Regions from separate parts of the Homo sapiens genome. Here region 2 is linked to region 1. Evidence: chromatin contacts called from ENCODE Hi-C or POLR2A ChIA-PET data. All regions are on one chromosome and are shown on one strand. The core of a region is the stretch at or near the end of the contact, and the rest is flanking DNA. Distances in the headings are between cores, read along the strand shown.

What was found. Hi-C counts contacts between places; a loop is a spot of excess contacts on that map. ChIA-PET counts read pairs that join two places held with the same protein, here RNA polymerase II (POLR2A). Pooled maps may share reads with other maps.
Region 2: a pooled map shows a loop between it and region 1 (2.1-fold over the local background). The contact joins the enhancer-like site here to the promoter of BCOR in region 1. A Hi-C loop is called at or near these places in 1 of 50 pooled maps. POLR2A ChIA-PET finds 5 or more read pairs at or near these places in 4 of 52 experiments (CD4-positive, alpha-beta T cell, HEK293, activated naive CD8-positive, alpha-beta T cell and 1 more).

What each region holds. Positions count from the first base shown.
Region 1 is chrX:40,096,579-40,101,132 of GRCh38, forward strand. It overlaps BCOR (BCL6 corepressor), which reads right to left and starts at 1,380. Exons shown (of 15, transcript NM_001123385.2): 1 at 637-1,380. RefSeq lists silencers at 944-1,003, 1,094-1,143, 1,204-1,433, 1,454-1,573, 1,704-1,873 and 1 more and an enhancer at 3,770-4,290.
Region 2 is chrX:39,981,266-39,986,212 of GRCh38, forward strand. No RefSeq gene overlaps it. Among named protein-coding and RNA genes, the nearest start is that of LINC03053, 26 kb to the right of the region's middle. Within about 2 kb of position 3,031, at least 3 of the 41 ENCODE cell types and tissues checked have a DNase peak (open chromatin) inside an H3K27ac peak, as active enhancers do.

The DNA of each region.
Region 1 (4,554 bases), core at 130-2,629:
CCGAGTTGCGCGGCAGCGGCGGCAGGTCGAGCTCGGCTCGGCCCGAGGCACTCGCCACACACCCTCGCGCACGCACACGCCGACGTTCCACTTGGAGGAACGACCGGCCCCCGGAGAGGCGAGACGAGGCGGCGGTGGCGGCGGCTGGGGGTTTTTACAGTTCTTTCCCGAGTCGAAAAAGAAAGCAGACGGCAACCCGCTGCCCTCCCCTTCCTGCTCGCGAGCTAACGCCGAACCCAGCTTCCCAGCTTCCAGCCCACCTCCCCCCCCTCCGCCCGACTCGCGGCGCTCAGCGGCGACCGCGCTCCCGCGCACAGACACACACAGGCTGCAAACTTCCACTCTGCGAACTCCCTGCTCTCCTCCTGGCCCACCGGGAGGCGCCAGGCCCCCAGCCGCGCCCCCTCCCTCCCTGGTGCCCACGCGGGGCCGCTTAGGTTGGCTGCATTTTAAATAACATAGCTATGAAATAAAAACGAAAGCGAGCCAAGCAGCCAAAGGGAAGCGCGAGGCAAAAGCTTCGCGGGGTACGCTGCGGGAGGGGGCCCCGGGAGAGGGGGCCGACTGCAGCCCTCAGCGCGCCCGCCCGCCCACCCGTCCGCGGTCTCCCGGGGGAAAGGTGTTCCGGGCACTGACCTGAAATCCCCGGTGGGGGAGTAGGCAGGGAGCCTGCGATCCGGCTCTTTGAAGTTTTCCCCCAAGCGGACTCGAGGCGGCGAGAAGGAGCGGGGGGCGGTTGGGTGGGTGGAGAGAGATATGAGGGGTGGGGGGGGTTGGCGACGTTAACGAGCGGAGAAGGAGCCGGGCCGGAGAAGCGCGGCGAGCAGCAAAGTTTGCGGTCCCCGGCTGCCCGCAGCCCGCTCGCGGCGCCGCGCTCACTCGACTCCCTCGCCGTCTGCTGGCAGCCGGCTGCCCTCGGGGTCGGCCCCGCCGAGGGGTGGGCTCTGGGCCGGGTGGGGGCGGGGCGGGGCGGGCTCGGGGCCTCCGGGCAGGTGGCGACAGCCCCGTGCGATCCTCCGGGCTCCCGCAGCTGGACTGGGCTTGGCCGAGCTCAGCAGCTCCCGCGCTGCCGCCGCCGCCCGCGCTCGGGCAGGAGCCCCAGCGCCATGTTGACGGTTCGCCGCGAGCGCCCGCTCGGGCTGGGTGTGTGTGAGTGTGTGTGAGTGTTGGCCAAGTCGTCCCTGCGCGGCGACAGCGCGGCTTGGGCTCTCCGCCCGGCGGCTCGCGGGCTCCCCCTCCGCCGCCGCCGCCCGCCTAGCTCCCGCTCTCGGTCGCGGTCTGGGCTCCTGCGCGTCTCCCCCGCAGCCGCCGAGCTCGGCCCGCGTTCAGCGAGGAGCGCAGCTCTGCCTCACCTTGCCGCTGGGAGCCCAGGCTCCGTCTGCCGCCGCACGCCGCGATCCCAACGCGTCCCCCCTCCCTGGTTCCCTCCTCTTCCTCCTCCCCCTCCCTCCGCCCGTCCTCCCTCCCGCCCGCCCTACCTCCCTCCCTCCCAACAGCCGCCTCCCCTCCCCCCGCAGGCGCAGCGCTCGGGCGACAGCCGCCCGCCCGCCGCCGCCTCCAGCTCTCGCAAGTTTGAGCTCCGCCAGTCTCCGCTCACCCTCCGCTGCGGCGCCTCCGCGGCGGGGTTTCGGGAGGGGTGATTCCCCAGGAAAGGTTTGCCCGAGTTTCCCCGGCCGTCATCGATGCACGGCCCGGCACGTTTTGGCCTCTCTGGATCCGAACCCCGGACCACTTGGGTGGCGCCCCCCCTCCTCGTCCCCCGGCCTCCCCTCCCCAGCTCGGGCCGAGTTGGCTGCGCACGCCCGACCCGGGCGCACGTCCTGGGCGAGCCGGAGACCGACTTGGGCGGCGGCGGCGGCGAGGGCTGCCGGCAGAGCCAGAGCCGAAGGGATGGGGGCGGCGGGGGCGGCTCTCCCAGCCGCGCGCCGAGACTCCCCTCGCTACCCAGAAGGCCAGTGGAGGACCGCAATTACCATAAAGCGCCTCGCACTCCGCTCAGCCAAAGCTGTCAAACCCCAGCGGCAGCAGCCGCTGCCGCCGCCTCTTGCCACCAGCGCTGCGCTCTCCCGGCCTCGTCCCCTCCGAGACCCAGCGGAGCGTGGCCTGTGTGCTCCCGTGCTCACCCCCACCCCAGTTTGCCCCTTCCTCCCAGAGGAGCCCTTTCCCATTTCGGTGTTAAAAGCTACCTGAAAACACCACCCCAGGCAACGGTGGCCGTTCCGCCTGAACTCCGCGCCCGAGTTCCCCGGACGTTTCAATTGTGTGGGAATTGTTTGGAGGTGGGGGAAGGGGGGAGCAGCCCGTGGAGGCACCGGGAGGCGTGTGGGGGGCGGTCGGCGAGCGGAGATCCGCCTGTATTTCTCCCGGTTCTCGAGCATTTTCACGGTCTGTACCTCTGATGGTTGGAGGGGCTGCCCAGGCCCCTCGCCCCGGCGTTGGGAGATTATCTCCCGCGTTTTATTTTCCTTGACAGGGAGCAACTTTTGGCTTACACCGTTCGCCCCATAAATTTCCACTCGGTAACGTCGTGCTGATCGGTGCTTGGCGGCGGCGTACAGCCTGCGCCCGCAGCAGTTCAATTCAATTGACACGTATTGAGCTTCTCCAGCGCACCCGGCGCGGCTCTGGGCGCGGGGGGAGGGCGGGGGCAGGCGGGAGGGAGGGGGAAGCGGAGAAGCGAGGTTCCGGCCTCCCCGGAGCGCAAAGCCTCAAGGGCGAGCCGAGAAGCCCTAGTTGGTGAAGCTGGCGGGAAGGGGTAGGAGTGGGGGAGGGGGTATTCCGGACTAACCGCGCCCAGACTGCGGGCCCGGACTTCGCGGCCAATGGTGACCCCATTCGGCTGCCCACTAGGGTCTTTTTATACTGGGAAGGGGGTGGGGTGTCTCTTTCTGCCTAAGGACAAGATGGTGCAGGCTCCATGAAACATAAATCTGAAATGGAGGTGGCTTGTAAATCCACACGGAAAGTTTTTAAAATATCCTGGAGTGTCCCCATGCCAAAAATAATCAAAAGCATCTCAAGTTGATTACTAAGTCAAGGTCAAGGCCAAAATCAGCTCTAGCTAGCAGATATTTTCCCTTTTAAAAATTAGACTCACTACTGACTGTGGGACTGGTATTAGGTGCGATTTTATTCATTCTGTTTTAGTTCTCAGCACATAGTTATAAAAACAGCCCTTCTCAAAGCAGAAGTGAAACATCTCTACCGTTTGAAACCCGAAACTTCGGCAGAATTAAATCTTCATGCTCCAGAGCTGCTTATAACAACTGATGCAAAAGACAGGCGAGCAAGTGCCCCCGCGAGCAGTGCCCAGCCAGGCTGGGCCGCGAACGCTTCCAGGACCAGCGCCTGCAGAATGGAATGCACGCTTTTTTCTTCCTGGTCTTTCTGGGGGTGGATATCTCTGCAAGCCAACCCACACATTTTTTTAATCTCCGGTAACAAGCAGAAAGACACCTGGACTATTATGCTGTAAAACTATTTTTTATAAAGACATTTTAGGACCAGACATTAAAAGTTATTAGATTGAACGCATGCGAGTTACAGACACAGCTGGAGAAAAGGCCTCTGGTTGTGTGTTGTGGCAACATTTCTTTTTGAAGCGACTCCTTTTATTCAAAACAAGTCAAAAATAACCGGGAAGGCTGAAGCTGGGTATTTGTGGGGAAACTCTGAACGTGGTTCCAGGCGAGGAGGCCGCTCTGCTGCTGCAGGCTGGACGGGAGAACTGGCCTGGGCCAGTGTGGAGCCGTGCCAGGCTCTTCCGGCTCGGTTAGGCCGAACCGCAGAGGCCCTGGCCCGGCGCCCAGCCACCTTCTATCCCCTCCCCTCGTCTCCCCAACTCTGCCCCCAGGCACAGGCTTTTCTCGGAGTTCGAAGTCGCATGTAAACGTCCAGAACTTTTAGAAAATCCAGGAACCGAGCTCGGGGCCTGCAGCCTCTCAGAGTCTTACGGCCTCCCGGGGCTGCTGACAAAGAGGCCTGTTTGTCTAACTTTAAAAGTCCTAGAATTCGGGAGGCTGAGCCAGGAGAATCGCTTGAACCCGGGAGGCGGAGGTTGCGGTGAGCCGAGATCGCGCCGTTGCACTCCAGCCTGGGCAACAAGAGCGAAACTCCGTCTCAAAAAAAAAAAAAGAAAAGAAAAAGAAAAAAAAAAGTCCTAGAGTTAAAATGAACAGGGGTGGTGGGGGTGCTGTAAATGCGAAGGGGCCGAGGGGAGGGCTGACTGGGGGAGAAATTTGATGCTGGAGACAAACAGGCCAGTAAATTCGCCTTTGACGTAATTTGCAACATCCTCCCCCACCTTTTCTAGGGATCTTGCCTCCACGGTAGGCTGGTAGGATTAAAGGGTTTCTCCTCCATCTCCTAGGGATACATTTTTCAACTCCGTGGGATTTCAAAAATATCTTATTAAGGGAGTCCTAAGAGGCATGAGTGGTGGGGGGGATTCGTGACTCACTGGGAATTAAAATGTGGGATTTTCCCGAGGCGCTATAAGGCAGAGGGGGGGAGGGGAGATTACACCTATTGGCCCGGTTAGTTCCAATTGTTCTG
Region 2 (4,947 bases), core at 1,781-4,280, 110 kb before region 1:
AGCCCACTAATCAGTTCTGATCCACAATTGGAAAAGTATTGGCTTAAATACTAAGGAAATTGATGTCAGTAACATGGAGTGCAGAGGTGGGCTGGCTCCAGGTAGAGGGCATTGAGCAGCTCAATGATGTCAACGAGGACCTGGTTGTCCCCATTTGCCCACTCAGCTGGCTTCCTGTCAGCCTCACGCTAAGACTGGTTTCTCTTAGTATGGTTGTGAGGTGCTCACAGCCATCCCAGAGGACACATCTAGGCAGACACAAGTCCAGAGGAAGAAAAGGGTAGGCTGGCCAGGCACGGTGGCTCACGCCTGTAATCTCAGCACATTGGGAGGCCGAGGTGGGTGGATCGATTGAGCTTAGGAGTTTGAGGCCAGTCTGGGCAACATAGTGAGACCCCCATCTCTACATAAAAAAAAAAAAATTAACTGGGCATGGTGGCACGTACCTGTAGTCCCAGCTACTCAGGAGGCTGAGGTGGGAGGATTGCTTGAGCCCAGGAGGTTGCAGTGAGCCAAGATCATGCCACTGTACTCCAGCCTGGGTGACAGAGCAAGACCCTGTCTCAAAAGAAGAAAAGAAAAGAAAAGAAAAAAAAAAAGGTAGACTAGACTCTGAGTATCTCCCTTCAGAGTGAATCAATATTTCCCAAAAGCCTCCACCCAGTAGATCCCCCACCTCATTGGTCAGGTCTGAGCCACAAGTACATTTCCAACCCAGTCCCCAGCAAAAGAAATAGACTGAGCATGCAGAGGAGTGATAGGTGTCAAAGAGTCAGTCACCATGCCCTCCACAAGCCCACAAGGGCATGCTCTCATTATAGATGACCTCCAAGAAATGCAACTCATGGGGTTTTCAGCAGATGTGACTGACAGGGTTAAATGTGGCAACAGACAGGGATCCACAATGGCTGCTCTGAGATAATGCTGGACTGTGGGTGCGGAAGGCATGCTGGGTATCCACCAACATTGAGCAGGGCTGTGAACCACGAATGGGCAGAGATCAACTTCCCCCAGGGCCACCCTGACCGATACATGGAGGCTGGCTCTTGTAGGGCAGCCTGGGACAGTGTGCATGTTGGCACACAGTCCCAGTCCTACCTGCAGAGAACATCCAGTTGAGGCAAGAGAGCCAAGTGTCAGTTTGTGGGCAATTGAGAGCAGAGAGCTGTCCAGAGGGATCAGGCCTGGAAAAGTAGGGTGGGAAGAACTAGGTTAAGTTTGAAGGGGGGCTCAATCTCAAGAAGGAACATGGAAGATGTCTTAGCTTTCTGTTGCTATAACAGAATACCTGACACTGAGTAATTTATAATGAACAGAAATTTACTTCTCACAGTTCTGGAGGCTGGAAAGTCCAAAATCAAGGCACCGGCATCTGACGAGGGCTTTCTTTCTGTGTCTTCACAGAGTGGAAGAGCAGAAAAGAGAGGAACCTACTCCTGCAAGCCCTTTTTATAACAACATAATCCATTCGTGAGAATGGAGCCCTCATGACTTACACACGTCTCATTAGGACCCACATCCCAACACTATTGCATTGGCCATTACGTTTCAACATGACTTTTGGAGGGGACAAAAATATTCAAACCATAGCAGAATAAGTTTTTTGGAGTGTTCCCCCAGAGGAATACGTTAAGACAAGGATTCCAGTGCAAATAGTGCATACATGTTTCAGTTATCTATTGCTGGGCAATGAACCACCCCAACACTTGGTGGCTTAAAACAAACAACCATTATTTGCTCACAATTTTACAACTTGAGCATCAGCTAGGGCAGCTCAAGTGGGGCTGGAAGAATTGTTTTCTAAAGAGCTAGCAAGTTGGTGCAGGCTGTTGCCTGGCAGCTTGACAGCGGCTATGCAGGCCTCTCCATGCGGTTGCCTGGACTCCCCCAACAGCACAGTGACTGGGTTCCAAGGCAGATGAAGTGGAAGCCACCATGCCTCTAAAGGTCTAGGCCTAGAACCAGCACAGCATCATGTTGCCACGTGCTATTGCTCAAAACCATCCCAGGCCCAGCCCAGATTCAAAGGAATGGAGAAAGACACTTTGTTAGTTTGCTAGGGCTGCCTTAGTAAAGTGCCACACAGACTGAGTGGCTTATTTTTTTTTTTTTTTTGACAGTGTCTTGCTCTGTCGTACAGGCTGGAGTGTAGTGGTGTGATCTCGGCTCACTGCAACCTCCGACTCCTGGGCTCAAACGATTCTCCGCCTCAGCCTCCCGAGTAGCTGGGATTACAGGCGCCCGCCATCATGCCCGGCTAATTTTTGTATTTTTAGTAGAGACGGGGTTTCACCATGTTGGCCAGGCTGGTCTCGAACTCCTGACCTCAAGTGATCCACCCACCTTAGCCTCCCAAAGTGTTGGGATTACAGGCATAAGCCACCACGCCTGGCTAATACTGAGTGACTTTAAACAATAGAAATTCATTCTTTCACAGTTCTGAAGGCCAGAAGTCTGAATCCAAGAGGTCAACAGGGTTGGTTCCTCCATGGGGGTTCTGAGGAAGAATCTGTCCCAGGCTTCTTTCCTGGCTTCTGTGGTTGCCAGCAATCCTTGGCATTCCTCGGTTTCAGCAGCATCACCTCATCTCCACCTCTGCAGTCACGTGGTATGTCTGTGCATCTGTCTCTGCCTCTTTGCATGGCCTTCTTCTCTCTTTGTGTTTGTGTGTCTCTGTGCCCACATTTCCTCTTCTAACAAGTACATTCGTCATTAGATTCAGGGCTGCTCGCCCTAATCCAGTATGACCTCATCTTAACTTGATTACATCTGCAAACAGCCTGTTTCCAAACGAAGTCATATTTACAGGTACTGGGGATTGAGACCTCAACATATCTTTTTGTGGGACACAATTCAATCCATAACAACACCCTATCTCTTAGTAGGGGGGATGACAAAGAATTTGCAACCATCGCTATTCCACCCCAATCAGAATGATCCCAGGAAAGGAAGCAAGGAAGCCAGCAGAGAAGGGAAGGAAGCCAAGAAAGCTTATGTAATCAAGGCAGCTGTTACTGTGGGCAACTGGGGCTCAATCCTACCAGGGATCTCTGGGAGACGGCGTAGAACACGCCTCAAAGTTTCCCCAACAGAAGGATGAGGCAGCTGGAGTATTTATCTGCTGATCCCCCCGTCACGGCTGCATTTCTGGCCTGCCCTGCGTGCTGAAAGAGTGCACAGCCAGCAAAACTCCCTCAGGCCGAGGCATGGGTGTTTGAGGCTACAGGCAGGCGGGTGGGGCACCAAAAGTGTCTGCTACAAAGAGCAGGTCAAGACAAGCCACCAGGAGGAGCAGAGATGTCCCCTGGCAAAATTCCAATCCCACAGGTTGAACCACTAGCGAGGGTTGCAGGGTACATGGGGCTACAGAAATGAACCCTAGGGGCCACCCCACAACCATGTAGCTAGGGAACCAAGGCAACCAAGCTCCAGGATGAGGCTTAAGGGAGCAGCTTCCCAGCCTGGGAAGACAGAGCGGGGCAGTGGGGAGCTGGGTCTGCCACAACCACATCCCCTACTGTGGGGGCTAAAGTCCAAGACTGGAGCATGGCTGGGCCTCGGCGTTCACCCTAGCAGCTTTTCCTGCCCAAAACAGTTATTCTGACCCAAGTCTCAGGAAAAAAGAGGAGGCGGGAGGCCACAGAGAAGCAGGCTGAATGTTTTTCGCTCTCTGTTTGTCACCTCCCCTTGCTCACCCCACAAACCCTCGCAGGCTCTCATGGCCTGCAAAGCCGCCTGCAGAAATCACAGCCATGAGTTTCTCATGAATGATTTTAAGTGATTCTTGCTCTGTCCATGGAGGGAAATCACTTATTGAAAATCCAGCAAAAGCCTGGCCAACTGAGGGCTGCTCTGACAGCATGGCCACTGGCGTTCAAACCACAAGGGGTCCTGGGAGAGAAAGGGGATCCTTGGGCCAAGGCAGGCATGAGCCCGAGGCCATACCCTCAGAAAATCAGGCCACTGTGCCCCCACTCTGTGCCTCGCACGCATGGTCTCATTTAATCCTTCCAACCCGTCATTCGCTGGCTCAGTCATTCGTTATGCAACGAATAATCACCCAGCACTTGCTGTATGTCACTCGCTGTTGTGGGCCCTGGGAAACTGTGGTGAACAAAACAGATTTAAAAAAAAAAAAATCCCTGCAGTCAAGAGCTTACATTTTTGTGGGAAAGAAAGGTAGCAAACAAATAAGCCAAACATGTAGTTTTATGGTAGTGAGTGGGAAGGAGAAAAGGAGACAGGGAATATAGGAGCTGGGGTTTGGGGAAAGGATGCAGTTTTCAAAAGCGTGACCAGGGACTTACTTGCTGAGAAGTTGACACTTCAACAAAGACCTTGAGCAGTGCAGGAAGGAGCCCTGCAGACAATACAGAAAGAGCAGGCCAGGGAACCGCATAACAGCAGAGGGAATAGCCAGTGCAAAGGCCCTGAGGGAGGAGTGAGCTCAGTGTATTCCAGGAACGGCAAAGCAGCCCATGTGGCTGAAAGGGAGGAAGGGAGGGGAGGTGAGTGGCCTTGAGCTCAGAGAAGGGAGGGGGCAGGAACCAGACCAGCCAGGGCCTTCCTAACACCCTTGACTTTCACTCATATAACACAGGAAGGCTCTGGAGAATTGTGTGCCAAAAGGGACAGGATCTGACTCGGGTTTCAGGGGATACCTCTGGCTGTTGTTTCCAGAACAGACTGTAAGGGGTGAGGACAAAAGGGAGGACCTCAGTGACCAGTCATTCTCCATATCCAGATTCTCAGAACCACGAATGTAGTCATAAATATGATTTTAGCAAGAAGTGTTTTTAACTTCACTACTAGCATTCTACAAAACCTACCTTCATTATTCTCATTTCAAAGATAAAGTAACAGGCCAGTTGGTGGGTACTTTGACCAGGAAAGCTCTAGTATGAATTTCCCATGAGGCCAAGGAATATGAAAACCCAAATTTCTGAC